3 separate regions of the Mus musculus genome follow, and all the other regions are linked to region 1. A link is a contact called in ENCODE Hi-C or POLR2A ChIA-PET data. All regions are on one chromosome and are shown on one strand. Each heading gives the region's core, a stretch centred on a gene start or an enhancer-like site at or near the end of the contact. The rest is flanking DNA. Distances are from core to core; before and after follow the strand shown. Region 1 overlaps Cyth1 (cytohesin 1). Region 2 has its middle 8.2 kb from the start of Gm38514. Region 3 holds the start of Cyth1 (cytohesin 1).

Region 1 (2,809 bases), core at 201-2,700:
TGTATGTACATGCACCACATGTGTGCCTGGTATCCTGGGATGACAGAAGAGGGTATTGGATCCCCTAGAGCTGGAATTATAAATGGTCATGAGTCACCATGAGTGCTGGGGGTCAAACTAAGTCCTCTGCTAGAGCAGCAAGTGTCTAAACTGCTGAGCTATCTCCAGCCCTTTACCTCCTTTCTTGCCTGTATCAATCCGTTGCTCTCCAGCACTGCTTGTTTATTTGCCTATGTGAGAATTACTAATATAATTAACTGGGCACTGTTTTCTTAAGTGCCATAGGCTTGCTTCTAGATTAGCTATTTGAGCTGATCTGTTTATATGTAGTCCCATTAATTTGCCACTGAGCCTTCCCTTTAGGATGGAATCAAGACTCCTTAATGTGAGCCCATATTCCTCCCCTCCACGGGATGCAGTAAGGGCGCTCCCTGGGGCTCTCTGGTCTCACTGTGCCCCAGGCCTTGACTTTTGGTGAGCCCACCATCCTTAAGGCTTTTTACCTCATTGGGAGTCATTGCCCTGCCTCTCCATTTGGGAGTTGTCATTAAGTCCTGGATCCAGCTGGCCCCTCTGCAGCATCTCAGCATGTCCTTGGCATGCACAGATGCTGTGCCAGGTTGCTGCTGCCACAGGCTTGCCCGCCTCTCCCCTCTGGCAAGGCTGGGTCTGGAGCTATTTAAGTCCCAGCTCCAAGCACAGGCTGCGCCTGTGGCAGATGCTCAGCAAATGCTCAGATAAGTGAATCTGTAGGCTTCAATAGGAGAGTAAACTGCTAAGGACCGGTCAGGGACCAGGAGTGTGAACCTGGCTGTGGGCGTTGGACCTGTGCCTCATTCATGAACTCTGAGGAGCAGTTTACCAGCAGGGAGCAGTTCAGTCCTGAGCTGTCAAGTTTTTTTTTTTTTTTTTTTAAGTTTCAAAAATATCTGAAGCTATAAAAGGTACTCCAAGGGTATATAAAATCGTATTTATAGGAAAGCACACCAAGTAGAGTTGCATATAGCATCTCCCCAGTGGAACACTAGGCTAAACAGTTCACCTTAATGTTAACGTGGCCTCTGTCCTGGCCCTGCTCAGTTGCTTGCTGCATCTCCGGTGACCTGTTTCCTGGCTTTGGACAAGCAACTTGCTATGTGTTATAAGGAAGACTTCAGGTGCTGGTGCTGTGGACAAATACCTCAGATACTTCTCAGAGTGGCATGTGCGTCCATCTGATGGAACATGTTTGACTTTGTACAAAGCACGCATCAAAGCGTGAAGCTCATGCCAACCATCTACAGTGGCAGTGTTGAAGGGCTTTGCTGTGGTTTGAGCTTCACAGACCTCCCTGCTGAGCACAGCAGGGTCGACAGCACACAGCAGCCATGCACATTTTTCTTCTTAGTGAAGACACCAGTAGAAGCAAGGCCTCCGACCCTGTCTCTGAAGACAGTCAGCCTGGCCCACTGCCTGAGGCTGTCTGCCACCTGCCACCCTTCTTTGGGTGGGGTATGAAAGCCAGGCTAGCTGCAGATGCCCAGGACCCACAGGCCAGTTAGAAAGGAGACTTGGGAGGCAGAGAGTGGAATTAGATTCTAAGAGTCCAGAATTGTGGGAAGAAAGGCAGGCTTGGGTCTGGGGTATCAGGAGCCCTGTTAGCTTGCAGAGTGGTCAGCAAGGACGAAGCTGAAAACTGCAGACGAGTGATCAGGGTAGCTTGGAGGCAGTATGTATGCTCCAGTGTTCAGCCAATGTTCACATGGTTCACAAAACTTGCTGAAATGGGGAGGGAGGCTGCGTACAATTTGCTGTTGGCTACATCAGAAAAGGAGAGTTAGACCTGGAGATATCTGGGCATTTCCACCTTTCATTTTCCCTCTGGACCATGCCAATCTTCCAAAGGCACCTTTACTGAACACAGTGTTCTGGTGTCTGCTCTCCCATCTGTTTCCGGCTCAGCTCTGCTTTCCTCTTAGAATGACTCTAGTGAATGTTGCTTCTGCCCGACTGCCGGGGTCTGCAGCCTCCAGGAGTTTGTGTGATTCCAGCACAGAGCCAGGAATCAGTAGCAGCTTTACAGTCAGTTGTCTGGATCCAGGAAGAGCCTTTGCAGCTACCCAGCCAATCCCTGCTCAGCTCTACAACAGCCATTGCCACGCCCCTAGCCCTAAGAGCGGGTCTCTAATCATTGAGCACCTCACAGCCTAAGTTAACCTAAGCTGGCCTGCTGCTGCTGCTGCTGCTGCGACCCTCTCCTGGCCGTGGAGGTGGTTATCAGCTACCTCTTTGTTTCTCTGCCTATGTATGGCAGGGAGTTATGGGGGCAGGAAATCAAGTCCTGCTACCCTGCAGGTGGGCTGGTGTGGAATGACCCACCCAGCACATTCCTTCCTTTCCTGGGAAAACAAGGAAGTCATATTTTGCCTTAGCCCTGTTTTCTTCACACTTTACAGAGGACTCATGGAAGCTCAACTTACAACCTCAGAGAGAGCTGTAAGTTTCTCTCCAGAGTCAGTGGCTGCTCTGACCCCCTTCTTCTTGGTGCTTGAGCCTGTTTCTCTTTCTTCCTCTGAATCAGGATTCTAAGCAGTGTGTCCATATGAAAAGCCACCGGTGCCACCACAGCAGTGTCACCAAGCAGGAGTTTCCCTAATCATGAACAGTGCTCAAGAATGTCTCTAACACAGAAGAAGGGCTCAGACTCTGGGCAAACGAGCTGGTGGCGTTTCTGCATTTTTTCCTGAGAAACCCCAGCAGGGAAGATTGCATTTCCTGTGGATCCAACTTATAGAGCAGTAGGAAGGGAGGAGTTGTAGCATGCCCCTTC
Region 2 (2,809 bases), core at 91-2,590, 64 kb after region 1:
GTGTGCGCGCGCGTGTGTGTGTGTGTGTGTGCTGACTCTGCACACTAGTGTTCTCATGGTTATTATTACTTCAAGTGCTTCTTCCCTGTTTAAACAGAAGTTTGGGACTATATCATATATATGCACAGTATACAGAATATATGAGATAGAGGAAGGGCATGGATTTACTTTATTTTTCCTCTTTTCTTTCTTTCTTTCTTTCTTTCTTTTTTTTTTTTTTTTTTTCTGAGACAGGGTTTCTCTGTGTAGCCCTGGCTGCCCTGGAAGTCTGTAGACCAGGCTGGCCTTGAACTCAGAGATCCCCCTGCTTCTGCCTCCTCCGTAGTACTAGGCTTAAAGGTGTACACCACCACCTAGTCTTTTGCTTTTTGTTTTTTAAGATAGGGTCTCATGTAGCCCAGGGTATCCCTGAACTCACTCTGCAGCTTAGGCTAGACCCTTCTGATCCCTGATGCTCATGCTCCCACCTTGCAAGCACTGGGAATGCAGGTGACCCCAAGCCTATCTGGAGTCACTGGCCTTGTACACACGGTGTCCTCGGGAGAATCTGAGGGCCCCCGGGACTGTAGCTTGGGTCACACAGTCATACCAGGCATGCCTGCCGTCTCACCGGTCTCCAGCCTCTCAGCACAGGACTCTCAGGTGAGACAGGATGGAACCAAGCACTGTGGAGGGAAGTCAGAGGCTAGACCCTGAGTCCAGCATCACTTCCTCTGCATCTTGTTGTCCACAGCAAATCACAAGGCCAAGTTACATGCAAGGGACGTAGGCGCCCACCTCCTGTTGGAAGGCACCGCAGGTCTCGTGGTCGAGGTGCCTGCATCTTAACTTCTACTGTGGATCTCCTGCTTCTTGTTTTCCACTGGGAAGTTTGAGTCTCTTCTGCTTCTCAGACATGAGGCAGCTCCAAGTCTCTGATGTGCCAATGTTTCTTGGTGCCACCCCTCCCTGCTGTGTTCCCCAGGCCCCATTTATTCCTTGATCACATGGACACCCATGTGTGTGGGAGCCCAGGCTATCTCAGTAACGCCCAAAGCTCCATGCCCGCTGTCAGTCCTGAGGCCCTACCAGCTGCCCTGCCTTTCTCCTCCTTCCTGCTGTGTGCAGTCCCCCCACCCGTGTTCTGAAGGCTGCCCTCCAGCTACCTCCCTCCACTCCTCCTCCGGCACTCTGCCGTCTGTCCGCTGTGTATGCTAGCTTTCAGTTTGATGTTTGCTTCCTGTGAGAGCCTCTGTCACTTGCCCAGGAGCCTCAGTTTGGTGAGCTTGACATGGCAAACTCACATGGCCACGGCTAGGCAGATGTGCCCGGAGCAAAGCTGAAGGGATGGTGAAAGAGGCCAGAGCCTGTGGCGTGTAATCCATTGGTGTGTGCGTCACTCGGGATTTACTGAGCTGCGCTCCTGTGGAAACAGGAAAGAGATCTCAGTGTCACAGGGACACCACCTTCCTTGTGGTGCGTGCTGACGGAAGAGGAAGGGCGTTGCAGTGAGTCAGGCACAGCCACACGCCCAGTCATGTGTCACTGGTCCAGAAAATTACAGCAGCATAACAGCTCAGAGGATGAAGTGCTGTGGTCTTTACTCCCAGTAGGGAGCCCGGGTCTTTGCTGCTTCATTATTCTTTGTTTTGTGTGTGTGTGTGTGTGTGCACACGCATGCGTGTGCATGTGTATGTGTGCATGCACGCACATAGGTATACATGTGTGTGCATGGGTCTACATGTGTGTATATATGTGTATGCACAGTCTACATATGTGTATATGGGTATGCATGTGTGTGCATGGGTATACATGTGTGTTTGTGTGTGCATAGGTATATGTATGTGTACATAGGTATACATGGGTATGCATGGGTATACCTATGTAAGAACAACTTACAGTAGTCCATTTTCTCCACCATGTGGGTCCCAGAGATCAAATTCAGGTCATCAGGCTTAGTAGCAAGTGTCTATACCCATTGAACCACATCTCTGGTCGGTGGTCCGTTGTTACCCTTCTGAGACCATGCCTCCCATAGCCAGCTTCAAACTCACTGTGTGGTTGCGGATGACTCCTCCCTTCTGATCCCCTTTCCTCTTCCTCCCAAGGGATGGCTAGCCCTGTGGATGGGCTGCTAGGATGATGATAGTCACATACAAATAGCCCAGTGGATGGGCTGCTAGGATGATGATAGTCACGTACAGATAGCCCAGTGGATGGGCTGCTAGGATGATGATAGTCACATACAGATAGCCCAGTGGATGAGCTGCTGGGATGATGATAGTCATATACAGATAGCCCTGTGGATGGGCTGCTAGGATGATGATAGTCACATACAAATAGCCCAGTGGATGGGCTGCTGGGTGATAGTCACGTACAGATAGCCCAGTGGATGGGCTGCTGGGATGATGATAGTCACGTACAGATAGCCCAGTGGATGGGCTGCTGGGTGATAGTCACGTACAGATAGCCTAGTGGATGGGCTGCTGAGGCTAACAAGGCCAGAGCACATTTGAGTACTTTGCAAGCACTGTGTACTACACTGTCCTTAGAAATGCACTCTCAGAGAACGGCTGGTGACTGTCACCCTGACAAGCCTGCCTTCCAGCGTGTCTTCATTCATTGGTTCTTGAGGTGGCCACCTTGCCTCACATGTGGGGCACTTGTACAGCTAACACACTGGGTTGGTTAAGGAAGGAAGGGTGCTTTATCTGCCTCATGTTGGAGGGCACAGTCCACCTTGATGGGGAGGACATGAGGCAGCTGGTCACAGTGCAGCTGCAGGCAGGACGCATAGAGTGCTGGCAATCATCAGCTCAGTTTATTGAGT
Region 3 (2,809 bases), core at 108-2,607, 39 kb before region 1:
ATTTTGAGCAATTACAGACTAAGGCTGTTGGCCATGGGGGAGAAAGGATTGCTGCAGCCCATCCAGCGAAGAGAAGGACCCACAAGGAAAGACCTGACTCTCCTTCCTCCCCATGTGGTTGGCCTGGCCCCTTCATGCCCTGCAGAAGCCCAGAGATTCCCACAACCCTCTACAGGCAGTGATTTGCAGAGAGAGGGAGCTGTGGGGGTAGAAGGCTGGTTCTGGGGCTGCATGGGGGATTTCAAGTCTTTGTTTCAATCAGGAAGACCCGTCCCAAAACTTCCCAGTGTCTCTTTTGCTGTATTTGTAGGTTTTTGTTTTGTTTTGTTTTGTTTTGTTTTTGAGGTGGAGTTTCACTATATTGTCCTCCTGCCTCAGTTTCCTGGGACGCTAGACTAACAACAGGTATGCCACAGGCAAGCACCACTACCCCAGGCCTTTCTGGGGTAAGAAGGGTTTGTGCATGCTGTGGTGGAGGACATCCTGGACAGGGACCTACCACCCAGAGATGCCCCAGCCCATATAAGACCCTCTGAGTCTGGGAATTAGTTTTCTCCTTTCCCCTGGTCTCTGGGATGCAATCTAGGGTCTCTCACATTGCTAGGCAAGTGCTCTGTCATTGAGCTGCAATGCACTCCCTGCTGGTCACTTGGCTAGAGTTCACAGGACAGGGTGTTCCCTAAGGGCCTTTTCAGATCATTGGTTGGTGCTTCCACTGATTAATTCTGCAGAGACCTCCTACCGCATAAATGCTCTCACCTCCACAGAAGCAGCCCCTGGCCACAACTGCAAAGGGGGATCAACCGGTCCTCCCGAAGAAAGCAGCAGAGCCTGTAAATTGAGGCTACTAATTTGGAAGTTATGTCCTCCTGTGCAACTTGGCGCCGGTAGGAAGTATAAGTAACGAACACAGATGAGTTTAGGTAATTTCCTCCTCGACGTGTTGGTGTCCGAGGCGGATACAGCTAGGGCCACCTTACCCTTCGGGTTATACCCGTGACCTTGAGTATGTTTAACCAGCCGAGTGGCTGGACGCTGGCCCTGGCTAGTAAACCACGCCCGCGGCCTACGCACGCTTGTGAAACTTGAAACCCGAAACTGCCCTGCCCCGAGGAGAGGGGGCGGTACCTAAGGAGAGAGGGCGTGACTTGGGGGCGGAGTCATAGATAGGCAGAGCCTAGGTGCCGCGCTTGCGTAAACGCAAACTAAAGAGGTCCTCAAGGGGACGGGGCCTAGAGGGCGTTCACGCACGCGCGTTTTGGCTGTGGGCGGGACCTTGTGCCGGGGGCGGTGCCTCGGGCGGCGCGTGCGCAGGCGCGTGCTGGGCAGTGCGGGCGCGGTGCGGGGGGCGGGGCTCCGCGGCTCGGAGCTGGCCTGTGGCGAGCTGGTGTCTGGCAGGACGCGGGCTGCGGGAGGTCAGTGGCGGTCGCGGGCCGGAGCCGGTCGCCAGCACCATGGAGGACGATGACAGCTATGGTGAGTGGGGCCGGTCCGCTGCCCCTTCGTGAGCTTCCGCCTGCGCCGGTGTCCCTGGGACGGGACGCGGAGCGCCGGGTGGCGGCAGTGCGAGGGCCCGGGGGTGACTGCCCAGACGCTCGAGGGCCTGAGGGTCGCCGGGGCTGAGGGTCGCCTGGACCTTTGGGTCGCCGTGAACTGAGAGTCACCCGGGCCTGAGGGTCGCTGGGAACTGAGTGTCACTCGAGCCTGAGGGTTGCCGGGGCTGTGGGTCACCCAGGCCTGGAGGGTCACGGCAGGGGTCGCCCGAACCTGAGGGCGCCGACGGAGACGGGTGTAAAACCGGGAATTGCTTTCGGGCTCCAGGACCGAGGTTACTCGGGCCTGGGGGTCGCTGGGGCTGAGGTTTGCGAGTCTAGGGGCCCCGGAAGGGGAGTCGCCGGGGTTAGAGGGTCTCCGCGGCGGGGGTTAACCGGAGCGCTGAGGGTCATGAGGATGCTGAGGAGCCCCGGGGTGCCGAGGGGAGTCAGGGCCAGGTGACCGGGGTCGTAGTCTTTAAGACGAGTCGCCTGCTGCTTGTCACCGGGGTGGCAGACGCCGCGAGCGGCCGCGGGACTAACACGCCCGGCCGGCCTGTGTTCCCTAGTAGTTTCCGGCTCTCAGGGGTGTTAGAAGTTATGTGCCCCATCCAGCTCTTTGTTCTGAGATGAACACAAGTGGCCTGACCGGGGCCTCTGAGCCGGGGACGTCGGTCAGGTTCGTGCTACCGTCGCATTGTGAATTAGCTCCTGGTCCCCTGGTCTGTCAGTCAGGGCCTGACCACACCGGGCAAGGGGATCAAGTTTGAGCTGTTGCCTGAAGGTAGCCGGGTAATGACACCAGTCCACATCCTCCACCAGGGCAGAAGCGATTTAGACTCTCCTGGCTAACCTTGCTGCTTGTTGGCGAACAGCCAGGGCTCTGGTCCCTCCGAGGGTGTGCAGTCTCTGGAGTTGTAGAAGGTTATTTGAAATGCTTTACGTGGTTGTTAGCATTGTTTCCAGGAGGAATGGAAGAAGGAATGGCAGGTAGGGCGAGTGGTGACCTTTTACTGGTTTGGCAGGGAAGTATGGCTCAGGAACTTAACAAGCTTATACGGCTTAGTGGAGCCAAACTCCGGTGTGTTGCCTCACAGGTAACTTTGCCTCCTCACACTCTGGTGAGGAATATTAAAGTACCAAGAGGGAAGAGTGTTAGGGCTTTGCAGGGGAGCCCTTAGAGAACCCTGACCCGGTGAAGCCATGAGGATTATGGCTAACAACTCCCAGAGCTTCAGATGTGTGAACACTGACTGTTTCCTTGAATGTTAGAGGTC

The links. A loop is a pair of places that touch in the nucleus more often than their neighbours do. ChIA-PET counts read pairs that join two places held with the same protein, here RNA polymerase II (POLR2A).
Region 2: a loop to region 1 is called in a map of mature B cell, with 2.6 times the contacts of the local background. The contact joins two enhancer-like sites. A Hi-C loop is called at or near these places in 7 of 37 maps with a recorded cell type or tissue (CH12.LX, T-helper 1 cell, T-helper 17 cell and 4 more).
Region 3: a loop to region 1 is called in a map of T-helper 17 cell, with 1.8 times the contacts of the local background. The contact joins the promoter of Cyth1 here to the enhancer-like site in region 1. A Hi-C loop is called at or near these places in 1 of 37 maps with a recorded cell type or tissue (T-helper 17 cell). POLR2A ChIA-PET finds 5 or more read pairs at or near these places in 1 of 5 experiments (Patski).

What each region holds. Positions count from the first base shown.
Region 1 is chr11:118,208,215-118,211,023 of GRCm38, reverse strand. All of the region lies in intron 1 of Cyth1 (cytohesin 1), which reads left to right. Among named protein-coding and RNA genes, the nearest start is that of Cyth1, 39 kb to the left of the region's middle. Within about 2 kb of position 1,450, at least 2 of the 3 ENCODE cell types and tissues checked have a DNase peak (open chromatin) inside an H3K27ac peak, as active enhancers do.
Region 2 is chr11:118,144,554-118,147,362 of GRCm38, reverse strand. No RefSeq gene overlaps it. Among named protein-coding and RNA genes, the nearest start is that of Gm38514, 8.2 kb to the right of the region's middle. Within about 2 kb of position 1,340, at least 1 of the 3 ENCODE cell types and tissues checked has a DNase peak (open chromatin) inside an H3K27ac peak, as active enhancers do.
Region 3 is chr11:118,247,106-118,249,914 of GRCm38, reverse strand. Cyth1 (cytohesin 1) reads left to right here and starts at 1,357. Exons shown (of 14, transcript NM_011180.4): 1 at 1,357-1,476. The coding sequence starts at 1,455.